2 separate regions of the Mus musculus genome follow, and region 1 is linked to region 2. The links are chromatin loops, found by intact Hi-C in ENCODE. Cell type or tissue: gastrocnemius. All regions are shown on one strand. Each heading gives the region's core, and the rest is flanking DNA. Links, peaks and the distances in the headings are about the cores only. Region 1 overlaps Rhbdl3 (rhomboid like 3). Region 2 has its middle 12 kb from the start of Rhbdl3.

Region 1 (15,259 bases), core at 4,524-12,523, 63 kb before region 2:
GCATGTTCATGTGTGTGTTTGCACGGATATGTGGAGACCAGAGGACCTTGTATGTGTGGCCTGGGGCTTGCCAAGTAGACTAGGCTGGCCAAGTCCCAGGGATTTGCCTTCCCTATGCTGGAATGGCAAGTGTATACCACACGTGGGTATGAGGAACTTAACTCAAGGCCCAATGGCTGCACAGCCATGTTATTGAGCTCTCTCCCTAGCCAGAAACTGGCCCTTTGTTGACAGGGTCTCTATTATGGAGCTCTGGCAGTCCCGGAACTCCATCTGTAGGCCAGGCTAGCCTTAAACTCAGAGATCTGCCTGCCTCCGTTCCCAAGTGTTGAGACTAAAATCATGCAGCACCATGGCCAGCCAGGAATGGCTTCTCACACTCTATCATTGCATGGTTTAATGCCCTTGAAGTCCCATGCAACATTCAGGGGCCAAGAACAGGACCGGGGGTGTGGGGGTGTGTGCCTTAGGTATGGATCCAGCATACTAGTTACTATCAGCATGTGACTATGAGTCCTCCTCTGTTGTACAAATATGGGATTGTTCATAAGCATTTTACATAAAAATGTGAAATGAAAGCTATGAAAGTGGTGGTGCATGCCTTTAATCCCAGCACTTGGGAGGCTGAGGCAGGCAGGTTTCTGAGTTCGAGGCCAGCCTGGTCTACAGAGTGAGTTCCAGGACAGCTAGGGCTATACAGAGAAACCCTGTCTCAAAAAACCATAAATAAATAAATAAATGAAACAGCTATGAAAATGGCTGAGTATAGTGGCACACTCCTTTAGTCGAAGCACTCAGGAGTTAGAGGCAGGTGAATGTCTGTTTAAAATTAGCTAGGGAAGCCAGGGTTACATAGTGAGACCCTGTCTCAAAAAGCAAAACATTAGCTAGAAAAATACCTACCTCATTGTCTTAGGGTTTTACTGCTATGAACAGACACCATGACCAAGGCAACTCTTTTTTTTTTTTTTTTAAGATTTATTTCTTTATTATAAATAAGTACACTGTAGTTGTCTTCAGACACACCATAAGAGGGCATCAGATCTCATTACAGATGGTTGTGAGCCACCATGTGGTTGCTGGGATTTGAACTCAGGACCTTTGGAAGAACAGTCAGTTCTCCTAACCGCTGAGCCATCTCTCCAGCCCCCAAGGCAATGCTTATAAGGACAACATTTAATTGGGGCTGGCTTACAGGTTCAGAGGTTCAGTCTATTATCATCAAAGTGGGAGCATAGCAGCATCCAGGCAGCTAGGGTGAAGGTCTCCCCCTTACCCTCAGACAGGGTTTCTCTGTGTAGCCCTGGCTGTCCTGGAACTCACTCTATAGAGCAGGATGGCCTCAAACTCAGAAATCTGCCTGCCTCTGCCTCCCAAGTGTTGGGATTAAAGGGGTGCGCCACCACTGCCTGGCTAGGGTGAGGGTCTTAAAGCCCACACCCACAGTACATACCTACTCCAACAAGGCCACACCTCCTAATAGTGCCACTCTCTGGGCCGAGCATATTCAAACCATCATGTCTAGCATAAGTAGGAACTTAGTAAATTCTTTCTTTTTTTCCCCCCTTTCTTTCTTCCCCAAGGCAGGATTTCTCCGATTAGCCCTGGCTGTCCTGACTCAGAGATCTGCCTGTTCTCTGCCTCTGAGGCTGGAACTGAAGGTGTATGCTACCACGCTCAGTTTGTTTTCATTTCTTAAATTATCACTGGTAAACATCTTAGCAAGTTACTTGATGAATGAGAGTCTGACAGGAGGGAAGAGACAGGAAAGGAAAGGAAAGGAAAGGAAAGGAAAGGAAAGGAAAGGAAAGGAAAGGAAAGGAAAGGAAAGAGAAATGGGAGGATGTCAAAGGCAATGTAAGGAAGGAAGCAGCTTTTGGGTCTTCAAGGAGCTGCCTTGAAGCCACAGTTCAGGTACCTGGAGCCTGGGAGACTTCAGTGGAAAACCTCTGCAGGGGACTCAGCTCTGCGCATGGTACAAGTGGGCGATCAGTCAGCCTGAACCAACTGCACTCCTGATCTTAGTTCAGGGATGGCTCCTGCGGTGTTTTGAAACATTCTCCAATAATACACAGGAAATTGATGTGAAGGGAAGTAACCCCCACTCTGTACTTAACAGGGCAATTTAATCCTCCAGCACTCAATAGCAGTTAGCTGGAAAGATACACAGGCTGCTGCTGACCTGACACCGAGTTGGCTTCTCCAAGCCTCATCCATGCAAAGCCAGCTCAGCTGTTAAACTCCCAGAGTCCCAGGCTTCGCCTTGAGCATATATGGAGCTTCCATTCCCCCTCCTGGAGGTGAACTCGACCAGGCACCGTTCTCAAGATTACGATGTTGATGTTGATGGAACCTGGAAGCACTGGGCTTACTGAGGGAGAGAAAGAGGTCTCTAGGACATCTCAGAGATTTCTATCATAATACAATCATATTAACCACATATGTGTGGTTGAGATATATATATATATATATATATATATATATATATATGTATATATATATATATGATTAATATATGAACATATCTACATGTATTAATCATGTATAAAAGTATAATAAATAGAACTGGAGAGATGGCTCAGCAGTTAAGAGCACTGACTCCTCTTCCAGAGGTCCTGAATTCAATTCCCAGCAACCACATGGTGGCTTCCAACCATCTATAAAAGGGATCTGAAGCCCTCTTCTGGTGTGTCTGAAGACAGCTACAGTGCACTCATATAAATAAAATAAATCTTAAAAATGTATGGTATATATAATACATAATATATATTTTACATAATAAATAATATTATGTATAGTATATTAAGATATATACACATACCATATATACATGCACACATATATATACACACATGTATGTATATATGTGTATGTGTATATATATATATATATATATATATATATATACATATATATATATATATATATATTCCTGAGTAGATGTGTTGTTGACAAAGACAAGGCCATGTCAAAGACCCCAGTGTGTCATCCCCACAGGAGCAGCAATGCCTTCCCTGGAAGAGACTTGGAGAGATGGGAAAGGTTTCCTCTGGTCTGTGTGTGAATATAGATAGTGTGCAGAGAATGTCTACCGTAATTTTGCCCCTCCACATGTTTATGGCCTGAAGACTGCGTCCCTACAGAGACTGTGTCTACGAGGTTAGCTACACTTGCCTTCCTGTTCATCTGGATACCACAACCTGAGTTGCCTGTCCAACAGTATATATAAACACTTTGAGCTCGTGGGGCAGGGCTGGGGCTTCTCCATCCACATCCACTCAATCCCAGATTTTCCATTCTTGAATCCACGTATTTGTCATTTCTTCATTCTGTGGCCAACTGTCCATCCCTAGAGCGACTTGGAGGGAGGTACTTAGAACTAGATGAATGGAAGGGAAAAATAGGCCTGAGGGGACAGGGGGCTGAGACTCCTCTCTATCTGCTGGCACCCACCTCGAAAACTGTCCGGGAAGCGACCTATGTGGGTGTTTTCTTTTTTTCTTTTCTTTCTTTTTTTTTTTTTTTTAAGATTTATTTATTTATTATATGTAAGTACATTGTAGCTGTCTTCAGACACACTAGAAGAGGACATCAGATCACATTACAGATGGTTGTGAGGCACCATGTGGTTGCTGGGATTTGAACTCAGGAAGAGCAGTCGGTTCTCTTAACCGCTGAGCCATCTCTCCAGCCCAGTGGGTGTGTTTTCATGGAAAGAACCTTCAGTGTTCACCAACCACTCTGAGAAGGTTAAGGAAGACAGTGCCAACCACCAGTGCCAGAGCCACCCACCCACCACTGCCCGTTTTCACTCTCCCCACCCACCATGAACCAGACACAGGCAAAGCAGGTAGCATGGCAGCCCTTGAGGTCACTCCCTGAATAACCAACAGCTTAAAAAAATCTTTAATGGAATCTGTGCTCAAATAATATGTTACAACAAAAATATACAGAATGTACACAATACAAAAATATCTAGAAACCAACGTCGCGGCTAGTGTTTTGATTTTCACTTAGTCCTGGGAGGGCAGCTCACTGACGGGCACTGTTTTTAAGGCAGAGGAGAGTCAACGATTTGCAGCCAGCCCTGGGAAGCACACAGCACTGGGTAAACCTCATTATCTGCAAACTGAATTGGACACTAGAGGAAGATCTGGGTTCGGTGAGCGATGCCTCCACTAATGCTCTAGGCAAGAATGGTTCACATGGAAATGCAGAATTTAAAGAGCCCGGTTAGGGAGCTTCTCCTAATTAAAAAAAAAAAAATCAAGTGATGAATGGTATCATTAAAGAGAAATTCCTCTTTTTTTGAAAGCCCGTTTTCCCTTGTCTGGTTTCCATGAGTCTTCTCCCCTTTAAATGCAAGCTAGTCTACATAGCTGCTGTTTGGGGATTCCCCAGCCTTTGAGGCCAACCTACAGCCTCCAGCATGAGGAGTGACTCCCAGCCCTGATGGGTGGCCACATTGGAGAGAGGAAGGGCTGAGGGACTCAGGAGAATGGAGATGAGCTGGGAGGTATTGCTGGGATGGTGAGAGGACCAGGAGCAGTTCTCATCCTCCTGCCTCCCTCCAATCTCAGACCTGTGGTTCCTTATCCCAGGGGCTGAAAGTCCCTATAAAGGTCACCTGCCTCACAGCCTCCACTTAGGGTCCCCAGAAGCGTCTCGTGCCAGCCTGAGTAGACTGTCTCAGAGGAGCAGAGGCACTGGGCTCTGAGTCTACAGTTACCTTGCCAAACACCTGATGTGGCATCCCAGGCTGCTGGGGTATGGACAGCACAAGGCCACGCCCCCCAATCTCACTTCCCTGTAAGAGTACTTCCAAGTCCCTGTAGATGGAGCCATCTAACCCTCAGCTGCTCTCACTGGGGACATTCCCTCACCCAAGCTTCCCCAATTCTTCTCAGAGGCTACGTTTTCCACCAAAATATATTTTACTACAGCTTCTTGTCCCACTAATTCACATGGAGAGATGGCCACAGTATCACTGTCCTGGGCTTTCTTTCATCCCAAAGACTTCCTTCTACAGGCGGCAGTACAGACACAAAAGCTACCCCCAAGAGAACCAGAAGAATACAGCTGAGAGTTTTCTCTCAAATGTCTGGTAGTGCTTTGGTCTTCCCTCTAGCTCGACAGTTTTTCCACCAGTCAGTGGTGCTCAGCAGGTGTTTGGGAGGGCAAGATGGGAAAGGGGGTGCATGATGCTAAAGGCAAGGCCACTGAGCGAGCACTGGAGAGCACACTGCTGCTACCCATTCCAGAAATCCCCTGTAGATATCCTCTTGTGTACATTGTCTCCCACTTCTTCCCTCTGCAGCTTCTGACTTGCCTGACATTGCACACACACACACACACACACACACACACACACACACACACACAAAACCCTGTCTCCACACCCAAAGAGAGAGGCACAAAGTAGGGTCAGGGCAGTAGAAAGGAAAGAAGAGACCCCACAGTCCAGATAGGGCATGGATGCAGAGCGATGGTCTGGAATGCTGACTCGTGACTACAGGCAGGAAGAAGAAACCGTCCTGGAACTCTCTTGGGGGAACCTGGGATGAAGAAAGTCATTACCTCAGCACAGGGCCCTCCCCTAGGGCAAGAAAAAGGCCTGGAGCTTATAGCATCTCCCTGCCCAGCCCTAGGAGCAATGCCATAGCACCACTGACAGGACTGGAGCCTGGCTTGCTCTGGGCTCCCCCGGATCAAAGCCATCACATCCATTGCCAGAGCACCAGACCTTGAGCTGCAAAGAGAATGTGGCCTAGCCTACAGTCACCTCTGGGCCGTGGCAAGCCTGGCTGTGGCTATCCTCAGAACTTCTCTGTGTCTCTCCAGGTGGAGACTAGGGAAGAGGGCTATTTGCTCACTCTGTGGCAGTGAGAGGGAATGCATGGGACAAGCCCAAGCCACAGGGACAGCCACTCTTACCCTGCCTCAGACCTTACCCATGACTCCATATCATCAGACCAGCCTAGAAAGATGACAGCAGCCACATCCATCTCCCCACCATCCTTTCAAAGCAACACGCACCCCCCAGCTCCAACAGTCTCCGGTTCTCCCTGCTTTCACTGAATTGGAGATGAGAAGCAGATGCAGGTACTTTCTCGGGATGCTTCTGTTTCCCCGCCCTGCCTTGGACCTCTGGTCCCTTAGGGGGCGGGTGGCAGCTTCAAGTCCAGCAGTGTGTAGGCAAAGATGTTCCAGAAGACAGCAAACAGCACGAAGATGGTGTACATGGTCACAAAGATCCACCACAGCGACTGGTCCTGCAGCCTCTGCTCGTAATTTCTGAGAACCACCACGCCCAGGGTGATGCCCACGGCCACGCCACCCAAGTGTGCCACAAAGCTTGGGTGGGGGCACGGGGGATAAGCCGATGGGTGGAAACGGAGCCATACAGCCCTTCCGAACTCCATACTCACTGCAAAGGGAGGAGACAGAGACACATCATAGCATGGTCCCGGCAGGGGCTGGGGAGAGATCCGGCACACAGGTTGGCCACCCAGCGTCCATTAACTCATTCACTGTCATGAGGCCAAGGGCAGCAATCAGGGAGACAAAACTATCTCAAGAGTCTATGGGGCTTGGCGATAAATCATCAATTAATTACACTCACAAGGCCATTTCATTGAGAGTTTCAGGAATGAGGCAAAAAAAAAACAATAGAAAAATCCAAGCTGGGCACAAGGCAGGGCATCCCCAAGAGGGCCTCTTGAGGAAATGTCAGACAGGGCGTCTCAAGAGAAGATGTTTGGCCTGTCACCTGAATGTTGAGAGGAGTTCTGCTAGGAGACCCTAAGAAAGGCACAGCTCTGTCCGAAGGCCCTGGTATCTCTGTGGTCATGCTACATTGCCGGGACATTTTTTTTTCATCTGTCCACTGGTATAATGGCTCAGCATTGGTGAGCCTGGCTGCACAGGTAGAACATGGCCAACAACTTCTGTGTGCGCCGAACATGACACTCTGTAGATTGTTTCCACGTGTTACTTAGAAACCTCCAGAAAATCCTGAGAGCCAGTACCTTTGTGCTCAGGAGAAAGGGATGGAGAGGGAATGAGGATAAAGAAGGAAGAGCGCTAAGTCTAGGCTCCACTTTCACTACGGACCAGTGCTTCCCTTTGTGAACTTCAGGGCTGGGCAATAGTGCCATCCTGTGTCCCAGTACTCAAGTCATGGTAAAAGGACAGACTGCCTGCCTGCCTGCCTGGCTTCCTTCCTTCCTTCCTTCCTTCCTTCCTTCCTTCCTTCCTTCCTTCCTCTTTCCAACATGGGGCCTTACTATGGAGTTCTAGATATCTTAAAACTCAATGTAGTCAAGGCTGTCCTTGAATTCACAGAGATCTGTCTCCCCGGTCCTGGGATTAAAGACATGGACCATAAAGTCAGGCTGAGAGTACATTTTTTTTTTTTTTTTTTTTTTTGCTTTTTAAGTTTTCATCACGTGTGCGTTGTGTGTATGCGTGTGTAGTGTGTGTGTGTGTGTATGTGTGTGTGTTGCTAAGGTCAGAATAGCACATCATAACTCCTGGAGCTGGAGCTGGAATTACAGGTCTGTGGGAGCTGCCCAGTGTGGATTCTGAAACCTGAACTTCGGTGCTCTGGGAGAACAGCCAGCACTCTTAACCACTGAGCCATCTCTTTGGTCCCTGAGAGAGAAGGTATTATCCTTATTTTACAGACTGGCAAACCAAGGCAAGTCTGGCAGATTAAAAGACAGCCCTTTGACGGCAATGTTGTACCACTTCTTGTACCAGAGTGCCTCTTTCCACCTTAAACCATAGATTGCTAGGTGTCTTCAGAAAGAGCTGCAATTCCAAGGACAGCCAGCAGAGGGGGGAAAAGGAGCAGTGGGGCCTGGCTCAGCCATGCCAACCTGGTGGCATTTTCCTGCTGAGCTTATTCCTGGAGCCAGTTAAGAAAAACAGTGTGAAAGATGATGGATTCCACCCCTCCATCACTGTGTCAGCTTTTATCATTGGAAAAAAAGGTGTATGTATGTATGTATGTATTTGGGTACTTTGCATGTCTGTATATCTGCACACCAGAGGACATCAGACAGACAGGTGTGGGCTTATATGTGGGTGCTGGGAATTGAACTTGGGACGTTCTGGAAGAGCAGTGAGTGCTCTTAACCACTGAGCCATCTCTCCAGCCCCAGAAAAAGTTGGTTTTTTATTTTGTTTTTTTTTGTTTTTGTTTTTTTGTTTTTGTTTTTTTTTGTTTTTTTTTGTTTTGTTTTGTTTTTTTTTTTTTTTGAGACAGGGTTTCCCTGTATAGCCCTGGCTGTCCTGGAACTCACTCTGTAGACCAGGCTGGCCTCGAACTCAGAAATCTGCCTGCCTCTGCCTCCCAAGTGCTGGGATTAAAGGCGTGTGCCACCACTGCCTGGCTCAGGAGGTGTGGCCTTATTGGAAGAAGTGTGTCACTGTGTAGGCGGGCTTTGAGGGCACCTAATGTTCAAACTCCACCCAAGGAAGAAGAGACCCTCCTTCTGCCTGCCTTCAGAAGATAGTTTCCTTCTGATCAAGATGTAGAGCTCTCAGCTCCTCCAACACTACACCTGCCTGGATGCTGCCATGCTTCCTGCCATAATGATAATGGACTAAACCTCTGAAAGTGTAAGCCAGCCCAAATTAAATGTTGGCCTTTATAAGAGTTGCCTTGGTCATGGTGTCTCTACACAGCAATGAAACCCTAAGACAGATGCCAGAAGAGGGTGTCATATACCCTGGAAATGGAGTTACAGATAGTTGTGAGCTGTTGTGTGCGTGCTTGGAACTGAACCCAGGTCCTCTGCAAGAATAGCAAATGCTCTTAACCCTTGAGCCATCTCTCTAGCCCCTCTACCCCACCCCCTTTTTGTTTTTAAAAATGGGGTCTCTAATTGAACCTGAATCTTGCAGCTCACTGTTTAGAATAAGCTGGCTGGCCAGCCCCTATGCTAGGATTACAGGCAAGTATACTTACTATGCTTGGCTTTTCTTACATGGGTGGTAGGGATTTGAACTCAGATCCACCTACTTTCAAAGCAAGTGCTCTTAACCACCACGCCATCTCTCTAACCCCTCAATCCATTTTTTGACATCATAATGCAGCTATGTCTCTCTGTCATATCCTTCAGCCTCTCTCCTGTGGTAAGCCTTCCGTGGCCTCTCAGTGTATGTATCAGGATGGAGGTTTCTGCCTTTGCCTTTAAGATCACCATCACCTAACTCCTATGATCTCGTTGGCTTTATTTCTTCTCACAAGTACACACAGTCCCAAGCCCCAGTTTTTCCTGCCATGATCATTTGCCTACTAAGGCCTATTCTTGTGTCACCTCTGCCAGGCATACTGTCACCCTCCCCACCTTTTTAGACAGAGTTGTAATTTTGGTTTCTTAAACAACAAACAAACAAACAAACAAAACAAGAAAGGCCGGAGAGATGGTTCAGTGGTTAAAAAGCACTGGCTGTTCTTCCAGAGGACCCAGGTTTAATTCCCAGCACCTACATGGCAGCTCACCTCTGTCTGTAACTCCTGTTCCAGGGATCTAATGCCTCACACAGACACACAAGCAGGCAGAACACCAATGCACATACAATAAAAATAAACTACATATAAAACACACAATACTGATATTAGAAAGTGTTTCTGTTTTATTCTCAGGTGTAGGAATGGGGGTTGCTTTGGACTGTTCACAGCAGCTGACTATAATTTGCCTCACGCTCTAGCAGAGGTGTGGTTTTGACCGCTGCAGATAGTTTCTGCGGTTGTATGGCATTTGGAATTCTGGGAATGTTTCCGAGGGTATATAAATGATATATTCCTGATATAGCCCTGAGAGGAGGGTTGGTTGTGGTTTGTTGTAGTCATGCTCAAAGAAGAAACAAGACAAAATTAGATTCAAATTCAGGGTTCTCTCTCTCTCACTCTCTCTCTCTCTCTCTCTCTCTCTCCATCCATCTTTTTCTCCTATCTAGAGATAGGATGCAAAAGTATCTTTCATTCACCTGTCATCTCCAAGGCTACCTCCATCTGCTAATCTGGAAACTTTAGCCTCCACACAATCTTATCTAGGCTTAGAGTGTTTTCAGCCTCTGAGATTTACTGTCAAATAAACTTTCTTTCTACTTCTTTCTGAACTCTGGCCAGTTCAACTCAGCTGTCCTGGCTCAAACTCCTCTCCAAGCTGATTAATTGCTCTCTCTCTCTCTTTCTCTCTCTCTCTCTCTCTCTCTCTCTCTCTCTCTCGAGACAGACTCTTTGCTCTGCTCTAGCAATCTGTTCCTTTTTATTATTATTTATTTTATGCAGTACACTGTAGATGTACAGATGGTTGTGAGCCATCATGTGGTTGCTGGGAATTGAACTCAGGACCTCTGCTAATCTCTGGCCCAAAGATTTATTTATTATTATATGTAAGTACACTGTAGCTGTCTTCAGACACCCCAGAAGAGGGTATCAGATCTCATTACAGATGGTTGTGAGCCACCATGTGGTTGCTGAGATTTGAACTCAGGACCTTCAGAAGAGCAGTCAGGGCTTTTAACCACTAAGCCATCTCTCCAGCCCTCTAGCAATCTGCTCTTTTTTATTTTTTTAGGATTTATTTATTTTAAATTTAATTATATGAGTTCACTGTAGCTGTCTTCAGACACACTAGAAGAAGGAGTCAGATCCCATTACAGATGGTTGTGAGCCACCATGTGGTTGCTGGGAATTGAACTCAGGACCTCTGGAAAAAAGCAGCCAGTGCTCTTAACCGCTGAGCCATCTCTCCAGCCCTCTAGCAATCTGCTCTTTTTTATTTCTTTTAGGATTTATTTATTTTAAATTTAATTATATGAGTTCACTGTAGCTGTCTTCAGACACACTGGAAGAAGGCGTCAGATCCCATTACAGATGGTTGTGAGCCACCATGTGGTTGCTGGGAATTGAACTCAGGACCTCTGGAAAAAGCAGCCAGTGCTCTTAACCGCTGAGCCATCTCTCCAGCCCCTAGCAACCTGTTCTAATCTTCTGGCACCTTTTCATTCTCTAGCTCATTATGTCTTCACCTGTGTCTAGCTTGTTTCTCTGCAACCTGTCTCAGAACAGCTGTCCCTGGTTAAACTGTCTCCTCTCTCTTTTTCTCAGTGATGCTCTCCCTTAAGTAGCCTCTCTTTCTTCTCTTCTCAGGGGAGTTGGGCAGATCCTCTTCTGTCAAATCTTTCTCTGATTCATCACTTTGTCTGATGCTCAATTAGACATCGCTTTTAAACATAGGTGCTTCCTTCTACAAACTAACTTTACCTTCATTGTTTGGGATTAAAGGAGTATGCTAAAGGCTGAGCCACACCACTAGAAACAGGTTTTTCTAGTAAATAACACAATCTCTGGGTTCACAGTATGATCAAATATTCTGCAATATTTGATTAAAATAATTTATTTTGTTTAAAAAAACAATAGGGGACAGGAGGAAACCAGGGAGCGTGGGAAAAAGAACCCACAAAGTAGTAAAGACCAGCTCTACAGAGCCTCACTATATATGACTGACCTGGAATTGGTTATGTGGACCACAGTAGCCTTGTATTTACAGAGTTCCACTTCCCTTAGCCTATCATGTGCTGGGATTAAAGGTGTGAACCACAAAGCTTACATATCCTCTTACACTTGGTCAGTTGCTGAATACAGCTAGTCTTTATGTTTAGGCTTCTCAGCCAGTACAAATGACCTGTCCTGACTAAGGTCCCAGCACAAGCTGCACATAGGTGTCACTACGGTCTGTGACTCTACTAAAATGGAAAGCATTTCTTTTTGTTTTGTTTTTGGCAGAAGTGGGGGGGGGGGGCTGGAGAGCAGCCTGAAGATAATATTTTAGTAGTCCAAGTTGGCCTCAAAACTCAATCCTCTTGGAGCTGGAGAGATAGCTTAGCCGTTACAAGTATGCTGCTCTTGATGTTGTTGTTGTTTGGTTTTTGGTTTGGTTTGGATTTGGAGAGAAGGTTTCTCTCTGTAGCCCTAGCTATTCTGGAACTAGCTCTGTAGATCTGTCTGTCTGTCTCTGCCTCCCAGGGACTGGGGTTAAAGGCATGTCTATAAAAAAAGTTTAAGAAGTGAGGCTGTGAGAGACGGCTCAGTGGTGAAGAGTATCTGTTGCTATTGCAGAGGACCCAGGTTCAATTCCCAGCACCTACATGACGGCTCCTAACTTTCTATTACTCCAGTTCTAGGGGATTTGATGTCCTATTCTGACCTCCTTGGGCACAAGACATAGATGTGGTTCACAGACATACAGACAGACAACACATACATATACATGAAATAAAAACCATTTTTTAAAATTTAGGAAGGGTCTGGGTGATGTGGTTCAGTTGGTAGAGTGCTTGCCCAGGACACACAAATCCTAGCTCCATAGAAAAACCAGTGCGGTGACAGAAGCCTAAATCCCAGCATGTGAGAAGTGAAGAAAGACGGATCAAAAGTTCAAGGCCATCCTTGGCTATTTAGTGAGTTCAAGGCCAACATGGACTACATAAGGCCCTCTCTCAAAAAACAAAACAAAAAAAGGTTAAGAAGTATCAAGCAATATGAAGAGAAAGGTTTTCTCAGAACGTCCCTGCTGTGGCCACATTACTGATAGGCCTCACTTTACTACCGGCTCTTGAAGGGTAAGGACAGAGCCTGTACACACACATCCCCCTCACCCCTCCACACAGTCCCCCTCACCCCTCCACACACATCCCCCTCACTCCTCCACACAGTCCCCCTCACCCCTCCACACACATCCCCCTCACTCCTCCACACACATCCCCCTCACCCCTCCACACAGTCCCCCTCACCCCTCCACACACATCCCCCTCACTCCTCCACACAGTCCCCCTCACCCCTCCACACACATCCCCCTCACTCCTCCACACACATCCCCCTCTCCCCTCCACACACATCCCCCTCACCCGTCCCTGAAGGCTCAGCCATACTCACTACAGATCAAGGCCACAGCCATCCGCAGCAGCTTGAACTGGCACTTCATGCCTGACCAGTTCTAGAGGAAAGGGAGAGAGTTCTGTCAGTTTGGGATCAGACCCCACCCCTTAGGTAAGAGACTTGAAAAGACTTGAAAAGAAGCCACTCCAGGAAGTGCTGAGTGAGGGCTAGGGCTTAGGGATAGACCATTCCAGCATGGCTTTAAGATTTCCGACAATGGTGAGATTATCCCAGGTCTACACAGCATGTAGATCCACCTCCGACAGTGAACTCCTTGAGATCTGGACTCTTTGCTGTGGCCCCTGGGAGACAAGAAATGTGGAACAGGACACCTAGCAGGGTCAACCTGGAACCATCAGGGTAAGAATCATGCCCGTGAAGAATGAGTGAGGACCACAGGAGCCTCCAACCCTCCAACCCAGGAGGGGTCACGTTCACTGTGGTCGAGTCTCAAGCTGAGCCACGACAATGTGCAAACACTGCTTGTGTTCCAGACAAGTCCATCTCTAACATGCACAAACCTAAGGGCCTGCTGTGTGGATCATGGGTTTCTTGTCACTGAGGTACCAAATGAGGCTTCAGCACCTGAGGCGTGAGCTCGAGCAGAGGAGTGGCCAGATGGCCTTCAAACAGGCCTCTCTCTCCCCAGAAAATCTCAAAAAACCCTAAGCCTCCAGAGCAAATAAACAGAATACAATTATTCACCTTACAAAAGGATTTTTCTTTGTACAAAAGACTCCTCCGTGGGGTTCTTCTGAGGGGCTCCTCTGCGGAGCACTCAAAGCACAATTCCACTTACACAGACGCATGCACACACAGTGGAGGTGAGCCTGGGCTCTGCCTGGCTAAAGAGGAAACTAGGCATAGCCAGGGACTTTGGTTCCCTCCCATCCATTCAGTCTGCCCCATTGGCTGTCCCAGGCCCTGCTCCAGGACATTGTAAACTTCACAGGGGCCCCAAGTAGTAGGGAAGTGGAAGAAGCAAGCCTTGGAAAAACTGCAGAGAAAATTTCCTTTTTCTTAATCAGAACTTGCTGGAAGTATTCTGTCTTAATGCTGTGAACAAGCCATAACTTCTAAGAGTTTCAGTTTCTTTTTTTAAAAAGATTTATTTATTTCATGTATGTGGGTACACTGTCACTGTCTTCAGACACACCAGAAGAGGGCATTGGATCCCATTACAGATGGTTGTGAGCCACTGTGTAGTTGCTGGGACTTGAACTCGGGACCTCTGGGAGAGCAGCCGGCGCTCTTAACCGCTGAGCAATCTCACCAGCCCCTGAGTTTCATTTTCTTAAGATAAAGAAAGGGTTCCTAACCAAAAGAAGGAGGAGGAGGAGAGGAGGAGAGGAAGAAAGGAGGAGGAAGAGGAGGAGGAGGAGAAGGAAGAGGAGGGAAGGAAGGAAAGAAGGAAGGGAGGGAGGGAGGACAGAAAAGCAGAGGTAGAAAAGCAAGCTGTTAACCCCAGCACTCAGGAGGCAGAGGCAGGTGGATCTCCGAGTTCAAGGTCAGCCTGGTTTACAGAGTGAGTTCCAGGACAGGACAGGGGTACATAGAGAAGCCCTGTCTTGAAAAAACAAAACAAAACAAAACAAAAAATCAAATGCACAATTATAGTTATTTTTAAAAAATATATTACTTGGCTGGCTAGATGGCTTGCTGCCAAGTATAAGCTAAATCTGTTCCCCGGGACCTACAGAGGGAAGAGAAGTGATTCCTGCAAGCTGCCCCTTAACCGCTGCACATGCAGCATGGTACACACATTGCTCAGCCCCAGACACAGAAGTGAATAAGATAAAACATCTCTAAAGGATTTTAAAATGTACTGTCTAGTAAGTTATTTTGCTAATTGCTTTGTAAATAACAAGTGTTCTGTATTCAATAAACTTAAAATCTTTCAGAGTTAAAGAAGACTAGGAGGTAGGGGAGAAGGAAGAGGAAAAAGAGAGGGGGGAGGAGGAGGAGGAGGAGGAGGAGGAGGATCAGTTTGGAAGGCTGGAAGATACCAAGTCCCAGACCCGCAACACGAAGCACATTGAGACCCAGTCCACAACCAGCCCCCTTCACTATGGAGGTGGGCGGCACACAGCCCTCTTAAACGACAAAGTCTAACATCTGCTTGTTGGAGTCTCTTTAGAAGCAAATGGCAGGGTAAAACTGGGACTTCTAGTGTCTATCAAAGCATCTTTTTTTTTAAAGATGTATTTATTATTATAGATAAGTACACTGTAGCTGACTTCAGACACACCAGAAGAGGGAGTCAGATCTCATTACAGATGGTTGTGATCCATCTTGTGGTTGATG
Region 2 (15,259 bases), core at 3,798-11,797:
TGAATGCGGTCTGGGGAGGCTGGCCCTTGCCCAACCGTGGATGAAGAAGCGGTCAGCTTCTAACCCAAGCAGCACTTTAGGAGGATTAAGCTGGCAGCCGCTCAACAGCACCTTTCAACTAACGCGTGGTGAATGTCCGTTATTTGCCAGACCCTGGCCAAGGTGCTGAGATTACAAACTGTTAGAAAACGAGACAAGCCCGGCCTCCTGGAAGAATATTAGATAAGCCTCTAATGATAGCCCAGTGACATGATATGGCAGGGAGAGTGTCAGCGGGCTGTCTCTTAAACCTACCCTCCAAGGGATGAAAAGCTGGGCCTCAGAGCTAGAACAACCTGGCTGAAAAATCAGACGGGGCTCAGAGTGGGGCTCATCAGCTGAGTACAGGCCTAGCATGCATGCATAAGACCCTGGCCTCCAACCCCCAAACGGAAGGCGTGGGGGAGCCAAGAGAAGGGGGGCAGGAAAAGGCAGGAAGCAAGTTGTTTGTTTGTGGATACCTAAAGCTAATGAGAAGCCAGGGAAAGAACATTAAGGGCTATAATTAACACTCAAAGCAAATGGCAGGCAGCACCCAGAAGCAAGGTAAAACGGGCAGCCTTTCGTCATCCGAACATTTTACAGGTGGGTTTCCCCACCTTCTGCACCCAGAGCCACGCCCCTCCCTCAGCAAATCTAAACTGACCAATCAGCGCAACTGTAGCACCAGTCTTCTGAGAAGCCAGCAAGCCAAGCCCTGGGCTGCTGCCTCCTTCAACTGCCTGAAATGAAGACATGAGATATTTTTGACTGAGATCCAAGGCTCAGCCCTGAATTCTTTTGTCTTCCAGGAATCCCCGAGTCATGTTTGAAGTCTGCAAGCCCAAACAGCAGACCTAGCTCCAGGAGGAGGCGGTCACTTGGAATCCAACCTCCTCCATCCCCAGCTCCCGCATTCCTCCTCATTGCCCGCTGTCTGTGAGATCAAGCAGGACAAGGCTGCCAAGCGGAGTTTTTTTTTTTTTTTTTTTTTCCTTTCGTCTCTTCACCCCAGGGCCCTCACTTTTTTGAGCAACTTAAATCATTATTGAAAGATGTCTAGGTTCGCAGACACCAAAGCCTTTCATAGAGAGGTTTGGGCACCCAGTGGTTTAGTTCAAAAAGGCCCAGAGGAAACTGCCAGTCCCAAGATGGATCTAATCAGGCATTCAGAGCCCCTGCCAGCTTCTTTGCCTCAACTCACCTCCCTTCCCTGCCATCTCCTTGGGACTCGGCTGGTCCCCAGGTCCCACTTCTGGGCCTGGACGTCTGGTTGCACAGTGGTTAGGCAACACTGTTAGACGAAGGTCCTGCCACGCTGCCTGTCTCTCTGGTGGAAACCCTGTTCCTCAATCGTCCCATCAAGGCAGGCCAGGCCCTTCCTCACCCCTCTGAAGCGCTTCCTTCCTTCCTTCCTTCCTTTGACCTTGCATTTCACTAATCTAAGTTTTATCTTCCTGATACCAGCATGTGCATTCTTTGAAGAAAATTACGGCTTACTCAATTTTCATCCATCACAACACACGGGGCTACACACGGTAGAAGCCAAACAAATGTCTGCTTAATGAAAAACAGAGCTTGCCTCGCTTGATGTGACACAAAGTCTAATTACATAGTTATTACTCTCAGCCTCCAACAAAAGACAAGTTTTATGTTATGGAGAAAAGATGGCTCTGCATAATAATACTGATACACTCGCACACGTGCGCCTTGACTTCAACGTATTTCCTCATTTGTCATTTCAAGCCATCCTCAGAAAGGCCCAAAGAACAGATACAACGGCCTCTACTTGAGGGCACACTAAGATCCCTAGGCCTGGAGGAGGTTTGAATACCCAGTCAGCACATTCAATTGCTCGTCGTGAGAGATAAAGTATAGGGTTCAATGGCCGAGCTCTGTCCTAGCACGGAAGACTCAACTCTTAACACAACAACAAAAACAAGCAAACAACCTAATCAATAAACAAACAGTACAACCTTCTGTCCGTGATGACATGAATACCCTTGGCCTTAACCAGCTACAGGGCTCTTCCAGAGCAACCCAGCAAGGCCCAGAGTAACCCAATAGGGATGGAAGATCTAGGTGCAGGCTTGCAGAAGTCAGATACTTAGGGAGCTGCCCCAGCCTGTGGAGCAAATATCGGTCTACTTGTCTGCTTCTTGAAGGAAGAGAAAGGAAGAAAGGAAAAGGCTGTGGCATCTCACTACATAGTACAGACTGGCCTCAAACTCCACGCCCTCCTGCTTCAGCGTCCGTAATGATCGGGACTATCCGTGCAGACCACCCTACATCGGATTGTACTTTCTCACCATCTCTCGCAAAGTCTCTCTGTGTAGCCTAGGCTAGCCTTGACCTCATGCTCTTCTTGCCTCAGCCTCTGTTTGGTTTCTCTTAGATGCTCTGTGTGGAATGACCGGGGGGAGGGGGGGGAGGTTTGCCTTGATTTAGCATTCACTGCTCAAATCCAGTTACCAGTCGCCCAACAGACTCTAGACTCTGGAGTCCAGAGGGAAAGAACCGAGGAAACTTTGGAGGGCCAAGGACAGTTAGCTACAAGGTCTGCGGTCAATTTTTTTTTTTTTTTTTTTTTTTTTGAGACAGGGTTTCTCTGTGTAGCTCTGGCTGTCCTGGAACTCATTCTGTAGACCAGGCTGACCTCGAACTCAGAAATCTGTCTGCCTCTGCCTCCTGAGTGCTGGGATTAAAGGCGTGTGCCACCAAGCCCGGCCTGCGGTCAAGTTTTACATAAGAAAACATTGTTCATAAGGGCAAGGATGTGGTACTGTTTATAGTGCCCTGATTGGTTCCTGGCACATAGAAAGTCTACAAATGGCAACCCCAACGGTCTGGAGGCAGAATGATCCCCAACTCCATTGCTAGCTGGGGCTACAGAGTGAGCTCAAAGGCAGTTCTAAGTTATAGTGATATCCTGGACTAGGGGTGTAGCTCAGTGGTAGGGTGCTTGCCTAGCATGCACAAGGTCTTGAATTCGATTGCCAACAATAGCATCAACACACACACACACACACACACACACACACACACACACACACCTCTGTACAGTACATGCTCAGTGAAGTAGTCCATCTGTTTCCCATTTTCCAGACAAGTAGACCGATATTTGCTCCACAGGCCTTAGGGCAGCCTCTCAGAGTCAGTATGGATGGCCTAACAGGATTTCACCAGCCTCCTTTCAGGGAGAGTGCCAGTCCAGGTTTCTGTGAAGAGTGTCTCGGGGTGCACAAGGCAGGCTTTATGACCAGAAAGCAGCAGTGGCAGCTGAGGAAAAACAGCCTGAACCGTCATGTTCAGTCACATCGGAGCTAGCTAGCCCCGGGGAGGCTCTGCAGACGGCGGTGCAGTGCAGCAGCAGCTGCCTGAGATAGGCAGAGGCAGTGGGCATTAACTCTGCTTCCTTTGTCTCACGCACACAGCCCAAGTGAGGCTCTGGGGGAACTCCTCAGTGCCTGTTGTAAATACCATCTGTCACATTGCCTGTCTGGATGTGGTGGCCTTCCTCCCTGAAAGGAGAGTGTTCATTATTACTTATGCAGTATGCACCCTACTTGGTGTCACCAAGAGAGGGAAAGAAAAAGCCTAGAAGAGCCCAGGACTCTGGGGACCTGCCCCTTGGAGAGCAGCTGGTTGGGTTCACCACCTTCCAGGGATGGGATGTTAACTCTTAACTCCTGAGAGCATAGCAGTTGGGCCAGGATTTGGCCTCAGAGACCACGAGGCTTGTATCTTCAGCTCGGCTCTATCTTCAGCTTGCTCCATTACCTTGGACAATCTCCTCGTTCCCACCAGCCTCCATTTCCTCTGCAAAGGCGGAGGTTGGACTAGGGGAGCTATGGCCTGCCTCCCAGTTCTTGCTGTCTCTCTGACCCTCCCCTGTCTCCTTCTGGCCCAGAAGCCTAATCTTTACCCATCAGCCTTCTTTCCCAGGCAGAACAGAGAAGCTACAGCTCAGGATAGGATTCCTTAGTGTCTGATATCAGGAAAACAGGTCAGTAGAGCTGGGTTCTTGTTCAAGCTCTGTCATTATTGAGCCCCAGGACTCCTGGGAAGGCGAGGTTCCTTATCTCATCTTTTGTGGAACCAGAGAAAAGACCTGGAGAATTTTACCGAAGGTCAAAATTATTTTATCTACAAAGATAAAAGCCAAGCCAAAACACACATGTTAACCCCAGCACTTGGGAGGCAGACTTTTGTGTCTATATATTTAATTTAAATTTAATTATTTCGCCGGGCGGTGGTGGCTCACGCCTTTAATCCCAGCACTCGGGAGGCAGAGGCAGGCAGATTTCTGAGTTCGAGGCCAGCCTGGTCTACAGAGTGAGTTCCAGGACAGCCAGGGCTACACATAGAAACCCTGTCTCGAAAAAACAAAACAAATTTAATTATTTCACATATATGGGTGTTTTGCCTGAATCTCTATATATGCTTGCAGTGCCTTTGGAGATCAAAAGAGGGCACTGGATCCCCTGGAACTGCAGTTACAGATAGTTGCTAGGTACCATATGGTTGCTGGAAATTGAACTCAGGTCTTCTGGAAGAGCAGCCAGTGCTTTCAACTGCTGAGCTATTACTCTAAGCCTTATTTTTTGAGACATGGTCTCACCATGTAAGTCTGACTAGCCTGGAACTGCCTAAAGCTGTAGACCAGGCTGGCCTTGAACTCACAGTCTACCTTTGCCTTCCAAGTGCTGCTATTAAAAGTATGTGTCACCTTGCCTAGTACTAAAATAGTTTAAAATATGTATCTTTATTTATGTGATTGTGGCTGTGCAAGTATATGCAAGATGTGTGTTGGTACCCACAGAAGCCACAAGAGGGCACTGGATTGCCTAGAGCTGTTGTTACAGGTGGTTGGGAGCTGTCCAACTCGAGCACTAGGAAACAATGTCAGGTCTCTGGAAAAGAGCAGCGACTGCTCTTAACCACTTCTCTGCAGCTCTGGGAGGCTGTATCTCTCAATCCTGTTACCTGCTCATGACTTTCTTTCTCCACCCCACCTCTAGGCTCACTGTGTAGTTGAGAATGACCTTGAACTTCTGACCCTCCTGGGATTGCTAACACGAGTCACATGGATGGTTTCTGTGGTGCTGGGGCTGGAGTTCTGCGCCTCGTGCATTTTGGATAGGCATCCCCATCCATGGCTTTCCTTCCAAAGCACCACTGACAAACTTCTTTCCTAGTGCTGCATCCAGACACCGAGGTTAGCGAGGCACCTACAAGTGGGTGGTTCTTGAGGTGTCCAAGACAGTAGGAACTGCATGTACTAAGATCAGAAAGTGGGACTTCATAAGAACTGTTCGGTGTCCTTAGGGTGGTCATGACACTCTGGGAGTCTAGGTTTTATCTCCCAATCCCTTTAGGATAATCCAGAGACCATAGGAGGTGTGGATGAGAAGAGCTATGGCTGATAATTCAGTGTGTCCATCCTGTCTGTGAAGGGCGCCACCAACTAAGGACTAAGGAACAAATCTATGCTTTCGTCTGTTCTCTGAATGCAATCAGTGAGACAGGCTGGAAGCAGGAAGCTTGCTCTGATGGTCCCTGATGACCTCCGCCTTTCCAGCCTTGTAAACCACCAAGCTAGGTCAGGAGAGGAAACTGGGTTTGTGTAAGACAGGACCCAGAGGCTGCAGTGGGCAGGTTCAGTTTCCTAGGCTTTCGCCCCTGTGCAGCAGGAAGCATGGAGCACGTGATCAGCCCTACAGCTGTGGCAGCCGGCTGTGCCTCCTCAGGGAGCTGTCCAAGTCCTCTGCAGAGCTGGAGTTAACCTGTCCCTTCTCCATAAAGGACGTCCTACAGTGAGAACGCATGTGCTTTGCCCAGCTTCTCCATCTGGTTGCTATCGCTCTGTTCTGTCTGGATCTCCTCTACCGGCTCTGCACACTCCAAAACCGCACCGAGAACAGTAGAGGAGGGAGGTGCTCGCTTCCGAGAGCTCATTAGCCGTGAGCAGCTCCGTAGGCAGTGAGCTATGGGGTTAACCAGGCTAGGGGAAGCCTAGGAAGCTCCGGAAAACATTCAACTGGCTTTGGTTTGCTGCAGCAATTTATATCCAAGAAGGGGGCGGGGGCACAAGTCCGGGAATTACCAGGAACACTGGAGGAATGAAGGATGGAGCACGTTTGCCAGATGGTTCTTGGAGCACAATGGTATTTGCAGAGGGACGGTCTGCAGTGGGCGCTCCCTTCACCGGAGAGCAAAGGCGTCTGCTGAAGGCTCATTCATTATCCCAGGGTTGTTAGCGAGAGGTTGGTGGCTTGGAACACACCCACGCTTGTCCTTGCTTCCCCAAACCTCAATGCTGTGACTGCCTAAAGCTGAGAATTTCAGGACTAGGTTTCTCTGAATGCCTCCTGGTTCTGCTGCTTTTGACGCCCGCCACCTGTATCTTTTTCCTCAACTTAAACCAGTAAATCCATGCTCCCTACCGCCAGCAGGCATCCTCTCCTTAATGTAATGGAGGAGGTTCAGGGGACCAGCACAGCTGGGACTCTGATGACCGATTTGGTTGTGTCATGGGGGCAAGAGACAGTAAGGGTGAGGCTGGGAGTGTGTAAGTGGGTTTATAAATAAATATCTGGAAAGGTATTCAAATGTATTCACTGCACTAATGCAGGACATTCAAGAGTTCATTGCTAAACCGAGCGTGGTGGCAGACGCCTTTAATCCCAGCACTGGGGAGGCAGAGGCAGGCGGATTTCTGAGTTCGAGGCCAGCCTGGTCTACAAAGTGAGTCCCAGGACAGCCAGGACTACACAGAGAAACCCTGTCTTGAGAAACCAAAAAAAAAAAAAAAAAAAAGGATTTAAATAGAGACTTGGTGGGTCTTGGCTTTGCCACCTGCTTCCGGGGTATCGGGGGCATGATGCCAGTACCCCCAAAGGTCCTGGAGATGGGGAGGGGTGAGTAGCCGTCAGCACAAAGGAATCTCTGTGAGCAGAGCCCCAGTGATGATGTCATGCGTCTGAGGACGGTGCTTCCCTCAGCAGAAGCCATCGTCGTAGCTCCCAAGAGGGTTTTGGAGACCAACATATAAGCTGCCACTATGAGAACACTTCTTAGGACCCTATGATCAGATACCTGTTTACTATCACTTCTGTGTTGTAGTGCTATCAAAAGACCTCCTGAGTGTCAAGGTTTTATTACAACGGCCATTGTTTTCTACAGCCTGGAACCATGGCAGTCAGTGTGGCACGACAGGTTTGGTGGGGGAAAAAAAAATTATTCATCTAGATGTCCTCCCGTGACCTTCAGCTTATGCTCAATGAAACCATTTCCTTGGTTTTATTTATTTATTCAGCTTGGTGCTTTTTTTTGGGGGGGGGGGGGACAGAGTCTCTTCCTATGGCTATGGCTGACCTGGACCTAACTACCAGACCGGGCTGTCCCTGAACTTGCAGTGATCTTCCTACCCTGCCTTTCAAGTACAGGGACCACAAGTATACCTGGCAGGCCCCTTTCTTTTTAGTTTGTAGGGTTTTGTTGTGGTGGTGCTGAAGACCAAATGCAGGGTTAACCCTGGCAGGTGCCCTGCGCTGAGCTGCTTCCAGCCTCCAGTTTCTTTGGGACGTTTGTTTGTTTTTGCTTTTGTTTTTGTTTCAGGACAGGGTTTCTCAGTGTAGTTCTGGGTGTCCTGGTGTCCTGGAACTCAGTCTGGGGACCAGGCAGGTCGTGAATTCAGGTATTTGCCTGCCTCTGCCCAAGTGCTGGGACTGAAAGTATGCACCACCCCTACCTGGCTTTCTTCTTCAGGATTTAAATTGGGTTATTATCATCCATCTTGCTGGGTGCAGATAAAAATGAGAAAAAGGAGGGCTGGAGAGATGGCTCAGTGGTTAAGAGCACGGACTGCTCTTCCAGAGGTCCTGAGTGCAATTCTCAGCAACCACATGGTGGCTCACAACCATCTGTAATGGGATCTGATGCCCTCTTCTGGTGTGTCTGAAGAGAGTGACAGAGTACTCAAGTACACTAAATAAATAAATAAATCTGAATAATAAAATAAGAAAAGGGAGCTGGGTGATGGTGGTTCACACTTCTAATCTCAGCACTCAGGAGCCAAAGACAGACAGGTCTCTGAGTTCAAGGCCATCCTGATCTACAGAGTGAGTTCCACGGACAGCCAAGGACATACAGAGAGACCGTGCCTGAATTTAAAAAAAAAAAAAAAAAAAAAAAAAGCAACACCAATAAGAAAGGAGAAAAGGGAAAGAGGTATGTATGGCTCAGGCAGCTCTCAGTAAGCATCAGACTCCTCCTTCTCTGCAGCACATTCAACACATGGTGTCAAAAACAAAAAATAAAGTGCCTCAGACATGAACACACATTGGCATCTTACTTGGATACGTTCTCATTCCAAAAAAAGACCATATATGGCAGTTAGAAAATCTAACCAGGTAACCAAAATTTCAGTTTACAGCAGGAGGCAGCACCCCGTTGGAGGGCTAAAATAGATTCTACAAGATGACATAGCTGATGTTTTAAAAGGGAAATACGAAGAAACCATTTCCCAATACAGAGCCACAGGACATCGTGTTTGACCTTTTCTAGCTCCATCCTTGATACAGGAAGCAACCAATTGGTGCCTAATATCGAATATGCTCTAAATATTGCCTCCTGAGAAGCCTTGGAGTTGCAAAGCTGGCTAGTAGCCACGTGAAGTCCTGGAGCCACAGTGCCCTCTAGTGGAAAGAACAGCCCCTAGCACCCCTCAGGGCCAACAAGTTACCTGGGAGCTAGCCTGGGCAATTCCTTAATGCTGCTATACAGTGCAGTGTCTTAGTCAGGGTTTCTATTCCTGCACAAACATCATGACCAAGAAGCAAGTTGGGGAGGAAAGGATTCATTCAGCTAACATTTCCACATTGCCGTTCATCACCAAATGAAGTCAGGACTGAAACTCAAGCAGGTCAGAAAGCAGGAGCTGATTCAGAGGCCATGGAGGGGTGTTCTTTACTGGCTTGCTTCCCCTGGCTTGTTCAGCTTGTTTTCTTGTAGCACCTAGGACTTCCAGCCCAGGGATGGCACCACCCACAATGGGCCCTCCCTCCTTGATCACTAATTGAGAAAATGCCTTACAGCTGGATCTCATGGAGGCATTTTCTCAACTGAAGCTCCTTTCTCTGTGATAACTCCAGCCTGTGTCAAGTTGACACACAAACCAGCCAGTATGCAGGCACCGGGGCTTACTTCAGAGAGTAAAAATAAACACACTCTCTGATAAGTTCTTTTCTGAGTCTATTAATCAGGGACAGACATTTCAGTCACATTTGTTGTGTAAATTACACTAGGAGTTGCCAGGTAGTTGTGTGAGCACTTTTTGTCCTAGTACTGGGGAAGCTGGTGCAGGCACATCTCAGAGTTTAAGACCAAGCCTGGTCTATGTGGTGAGTTCCAGGGCAGCCAGGGCTACACAGAGAAACCCTGTCTCAAGAAACAGAAAACCGGGGGCTGGAGAGATGGCTCAGCAGTTAAGAGCACCGACTGTTCTTCCTTAGGTCCAGAGTTTGATACCCAGCAACCACATGGTGGCTCACAACCATCTGTAATGAGATTGGAAGCCCTCTTCTGGAGTGTCTGAAGACAGCTACAGTGTACTTACATATAATAAATAAATAAAATCTTAAAAAAGGAAAGAGAAGAAAAAAAAAAGAAAGAAACAGAAAACCAGGGGGCTGGAGAGATGTCTCAGTGGTTAAGGCACTGACTGCTCTTCCAAAGGTCCTGAGTTCAAATCCCTGCAACCACATGGTGGCTCACATGAGATCTGATGCCCTCTTCTGGTGTGTCTGAAGACATCTACAGTGTACTTATATATAATAAATAAATAAATCTTTTTTAAAAAGAAACAAACAACAATAAGAACAACAACAACAAAAAAAACCAAAACAAGTCATGCAGAGTCAAACAGAGGGTCTAGATAATGACTCCACAAAGAGAAATCAGACTTGTGTTGCTTTGGATTGAAGCTCATGACCTACGGAATGCTTCCTACAAAATTGCCTGGATCCAGATGGAACTATCAAATCACAAGAACTAAAGCAATAAAAGTTAAATAAATGTATAGGAGCTAGAAAGATGGCTCAGCGGTTAAGAGCACCTGCTACTCCTGTGGAGGACCTGGGTTCAGTTCCCAGCACCCGCTCATGACTCTCTGTAACTCCCAACCCAGGAATCTGATGCCCTCTTCTGGCCTCTGTGGTCCACATACATACAAGCAGGCAAACACTCATAGTCATAAAATATAAATAAGTATATTTTTTAAATGTACAGAGATATAGTAAATGACATCATAGGGATATAACATGGCTTCTACAGGACAAATGACCTGGTTCTTCAGCAATAAATCAAGCCATTCCATAAATTAATATGCTTAAACAGACCAAGGTAGGAATAAAAAGAAATCTTGCTTACACAACTGAAAGAATATGAATACCAATATTTGATCTTAAGAAACCGTTGATAGGAGCTGGAGAGATGGCTCAGATGTTAAGAGCACTGACTCCTCTTCCAGGGTCCTGAGTTCAATTCCCAGCAACCACATGGTGGCTCACAACCATGTAATGGGATCAGATGCCCTCTTCTGGTGTGTCTGAAGACAGCTACAGTATACTTATATACTCAAAATAGGTAAATAATTCTTTGGGCTATACAGAGAAACCCTGTCTCGAAAAACCAAAAAAAGAAAAAAGAAAAACCAACAGGCACTTGGATCGCTCCTGCAAAAGTCTGCACTTGCTGCTTGCAGGATCGAGCCGGTGCGGGGTCTTGGTAGCTCCAGGACGAGGTGTTGGAGATCTCTTTCCTCTGGCACACCAGAGATGTGTGGTCAAAGTGAACGGAATGGTTCTTTCTGCTTTAAAACTGCGCCGTCTGAAAGCACTTCTGTTCTTTTATTTACCCTGGATAACAGGGCAGGTGGACAGAGCTCTGACATCTGCTTTGACATCTCCTCAGTTCTGGGAGCCAGCCGCTCCTGTGTTCTCCGCATACTCCAAATCACCCTCTCTCCAGCAACAACTCCTGACCTATGACCCGACAGAATGTGCTGGCTGACAGAGCCTCGGCAAGTAGAGGTGGGCCAAGCTCCTGTCTCTCTGTAACCTCAGCCTCCCTTCTGGCCCTGGCTTACATAAAGCACAGCTGTATCAGCAGCCTGCCAGGTGCCAGCTCTCCTGGAAGATATTCGGCACTTTCCCTATCTGGCTAAAAATAAGCCCTGGGCTCTCCTGGGCATTTGCAGGTGGTATGCGCTCTGCTATGCTGGGCTTTTCTCAGGGTAGTGTGACTCAGAAATGTGGGACTGCTTATATCACGTCCTTAAGGGAAGTTCTGCTTGGTCCCTTGGGAAAGGCTCACAAGCGAAAGTCAACTCTGAGAAGAGCTTTTCTGCTGCCTCTAAAGACCAGTGAGGCGTCTGTAGACACAGGGCAGGGGGCTAAGCCCAGTTATGCTGCAAGGCTGGATCTATAGCAGGAGAATCAAACTCCTTCCGTTTCCGAATCATCGTGTTTGTAATGGGGGTGGGGGTGATATTAATTATGATGCCTGGTTACTATAATTAAATGACATGTGAGAACTTTAGAAATCACTTTTTATAAAATGTGCTAATTTCTTTTTTCTTTTTTTTAAGTCTGGGTCTACTTCAGTAACAATAGGCAAGAGCTTGCTATGTAGGCCAAGCAATCCTCCTGCTCCTGGCTTCTGAGTGTTTGACTTGTATGACTATAGGTGTATACCACCATGTCTGGCTATTTATTTTTCTATTTTTTAAATTAAGATTTATTTATCTTATATATGTGAGTACACTGTCACTGTCTTCAGACACACCAGAAGAGGGTATCAGATCTTGTTACAGATCTGATACTCTGGTGGTTGTGAGCCACCATGTGGTTGCTAGGAATCAAATTCCCAGGACCTCTGCCAGCTCCAGTCAACCCCGCTCACTCAGGTCAGCCTTGCTCATTCAGTCCCTGCTTGCTCCAGCCCAAAGATTTATTTATTATTATACATAAGTACACTGTAGCTGACCCCAGATGCACCAGAAGAGGGTGTCAGATCTCATTGTGAGCCAAGGTTGCTGGGACCAGAATCCATGGCCTTCGTAAGAGCAGTCAGTGCTCCCACCCACTCAGCCATCTCGCCAGCACCCAGCTTTGGCTTTTACAGAGAGAGTTTTGTTAGTGTGTGTGCCTGTGTGTGTGTGTGTGTGTGTGTGTGTGTGTGTGAAAGTACAGGATGGTCAGGGAAAGCTGTGCTGAGAGGCCTTACTGGCCATCAAACAGTGACTTTGTATCTAAGGAGAGAAGCCACTGAAAGATCAGTGCCTCTGCCTTGTCTATCTGTTGTTGCTTGTTTGTAACAGAGTATCATTATGGGGCTCAGAGATGTTAAAAAACAAACAAAACCCAAACTGAATTTTTGAACATGTAAGACACAATGTCTAAAAGGGAAAGATGCTGGAAACCATGGTGGGGTGGGGGTGTGGGAGAAAGTCAGTCAGCTCATGGACACAGTAACAGACACTATGTAAAATAAAAGAGAAAAAAATTAAAACTAATAAGAGTATCACTGAGCAGCCAGCAGTGGGACACAGAGCAGCTGTGTGTGGCCTGGGGAGGGGCAGCTGGAGTGATGGCTCAGTGCTTAGGAGGACCTACTGTTCTGGCAGATGACTCCAGCTCCGAGAGAGCCAGTGTCCTCTTCTGGACTCTGTGCCTGGCTCATACTCACACATAATTTAAGAAGATAAATGACTTGTTAGGGCTGGGACAGCTCAGCAGTTAGAGCCCTGTCGACTCTTCCAGAGGATCTGGGTTCTGTTCCCAGCACTCACACAGTGACTCACAACCATGTGTAACGCTAGTTCAAGGGGAGTTGATGCCCTCTTCTGACCTCCATGGTCACTGCACACAAATGGTGCACATACACAGATGCAGGCAAAATATTCATACACCTAAATGAAAAATACACCTAAAATATGTATAAATGTGGACTGGAGAGATGGCTCAGAGGTTAAGAGGTCCTGAGTTTGATTCCCAGCAATCACATGGTGGCTCATAACCATCAGTAATAAGATCTGGTGCCCTTTTCTGGTGTGTCTGAAGACAACTACAGTGTACTTATATACAATAAATAAATATTTCTTAAAAATGTATAAATGCAAGGCAGGTGAGGTAGCTCAGCCCGTATCTGTGCTCACCACCAAGTCTAATGATGACCGCGCTCAATCCCGAGAAACGGGTGTAATGCGGAGAAGCTGGGTGTGATCCCAAGAAGCTGGGTGCAATGCTGCACACCTGTAATCTCAGAGGTGGGGCAAGTAGATCTCTGTGAGGTTAAGACCAGCTAGGTCTAAATTCTAGGACAGCCATAGCTACATAGTGAGATCCTGTCTTGGAAAAAACAATATCAGCCAGATATTGGTGGTGCACACACACATTTATTTATTTATTTATTTATTTATTTATTTATTTATTTATTCAGACACTCCAGAAGAGGGCATCAGATCTCATTACAGATGGTTGTGAGCCACCATGTGGTTGCTGGGATTTGAACTCAGGACCTTTGGAAGAGCAGTCAGTGCTCTTACCAACTGAGCCATTTCACCAGCCCCCCCCACACACACACACACTTTTAATCCCAGCACTTGGGAGGCAGAGGCAGGTGGATTTCTGAGTTCGAGGCCAGCCTGGTCTACAGAGTGAGTTCCAGGACAAGCCAAGGATACACAAAGAAACCTTGTCTCGAAAAACCAAAATCAAACCAAAAAAATACCCTCCCTCCCAGAAAAACCCCACCTAACATAGATAAACAACATCTTTAAAAGTTGAAAAATAAAACCTTGCCCTGGATTTCTTAACTTACTTAGAAAAGACTAAATTTCAAAAGTGGAGGTGAGTGGGGTTATATAGGGTTATGCTTTTTGAGAGAGAGAGAGAGAGAGAGAGAGAGAGAGAGAGAGAGAGAGAGATCTGTGTGTGTGTATGTGTGTGTGTGTATGTGTTCAGAGAGAGAGAGACTGAGAGATTAGTGGTTAAGAGTCCTTGGAATTCTCTCAGATGACCTGGGCTCAGTTCCCAGCACTCACACCATGCCTTATAACCATCCTTAACTCCTAGCTCCCTGGGTGTAGGAAACACATGCTATACACAAATACATGCAAGCAAAGCACAATACACATGTGTGTGTGTGTGTGTGTGTGTGTGTGTGTGTGTGTGTGTGTGAGAGAGAGAGAGAGAGAGAGAGAGAGAGAAACATGAGGACTGAGTCACTGCATGTCCCTCAGCTCTCACTCCCCTCCCATATTCCAGCCCAGGCAAGGGGATCACACCAAATGTCCAATACCCAAAGATGCTATTCTTCTCTCTCTCGTTTTGTTTTGTTTTGCTTTGCTTTTTGAGACAGGGTTTCTCTGTATAGCCCTGGCAGTCCTGGAACTCACTTTGTAGACCAGGCTGGTCTCGAACTCAGAAATCCACCTGTCTCTGCCTTCCGAGTGCTGGGACTAAAGGCGTGCGCCACCACATCCGGCTTACTCTTCTCTTTTCGTTAAAGATTTATTTTCGGGCTGGTGAGATAGTTCAGCTGTTAAGAGCACTGACTGCTCTTGCAAAAGTACTGAGTTCAAATCCCAGCAATCACATGGTGGCTCACAGCCATCTGTAATGAGATCTGATGCCCTTTTCTGGAGTGTCCGAAGACAGCTACAGTGTACTCACATATAATAAATAAATACATCTTAATAAAATAAAAAAGATAAAAAAGATTTATTTATTTATTCATTGCCAGCAGCGGTGGTGCTCACCTTTAAGCCCAGCACTTGGGAGGCAGAGGCAGGCAGATTTCTGAGTTCGAGGCCAACCTGGTCCACAGAGTGAGTTCCAGGACAGCCAGGGCTACACAGAGAAACCCTGTCTCGAAAAACCAAAAAAAAAATTTTTTTTTCTTTATTGTATGTATGTGAGGACCTCTGAGAAGAGCAGTCAGTGCTCTTAACTACGAAGCCATCTCTCCAGCCCCGCTTTTTTGTTTTGTTTTTGAGACAGGGTTTCTCTGTGTATCTCTGGCTGTCCCGGGACTCAGAAATCCACCTGCCTCTGCCCCAAGTGCTGGGATTATTCTCACCAGACTTGGCCAGAACCTCAACTCTCTATTTTATTTTTTTAAAGATTTATTTATTTACTATATTATATGTAAGTACACTGTAGCTGCCTTCAGACAC

The links. Peaks named below come from ENCODE experiments on the same cell type or tissue, not always from the same donor. Only the 100,000 strongest peaks of a DNase experiment are listed, where the experiment ranks them.
Region 1: a loop joins it to region 2, with 8 times the contacts of the local background. A loop is called at or near these places in 32 of 42 quality-filtered maps.

The regions. Positions count from the first base shown.
Region 1 is chr11:80,344,580-80,359,838 of GRCm38, reverse strand. Rhbdl3 (rhomboid like 3) reads right to left here. Exons shown (of 9, transcript NM_139228.3): 8 at 12,953-13,013; 9 at 3,853-6,427. The coding sequence ends at 6,156. Among named protein-coding and RNA genes, the nearest start is that of 5730455P16Rik, 26 kb to the left of the region's middle. In gastrocnemius, for the core only: a CTCF peak has its summit at 4,835; DNase peaks (open chromatin) are centred at 4,742 and 7,833; H3K4me3 peaks cover 232 bases.
Region 2 is chr11:80,280,806-80,296,064 of GRCm38, reverse strand. No RefSeq gene overlaps it. Among named protein-coding and RNA genes, the nearest start is that of Rhbdl3, 12 kb to the left of the region's middle. In gastrocnemius, for the core only: CTCF peaks have their summits at 4,846 (motif pointing right) and 8,722 (motif pointing left); DNase peaks (open chromatin) are centred at 4,828, 5,954, 6,153 and 8,714; H3K4me3 peaks cover 1,529 bases; H3K27ac peaks cover 1,141 bases.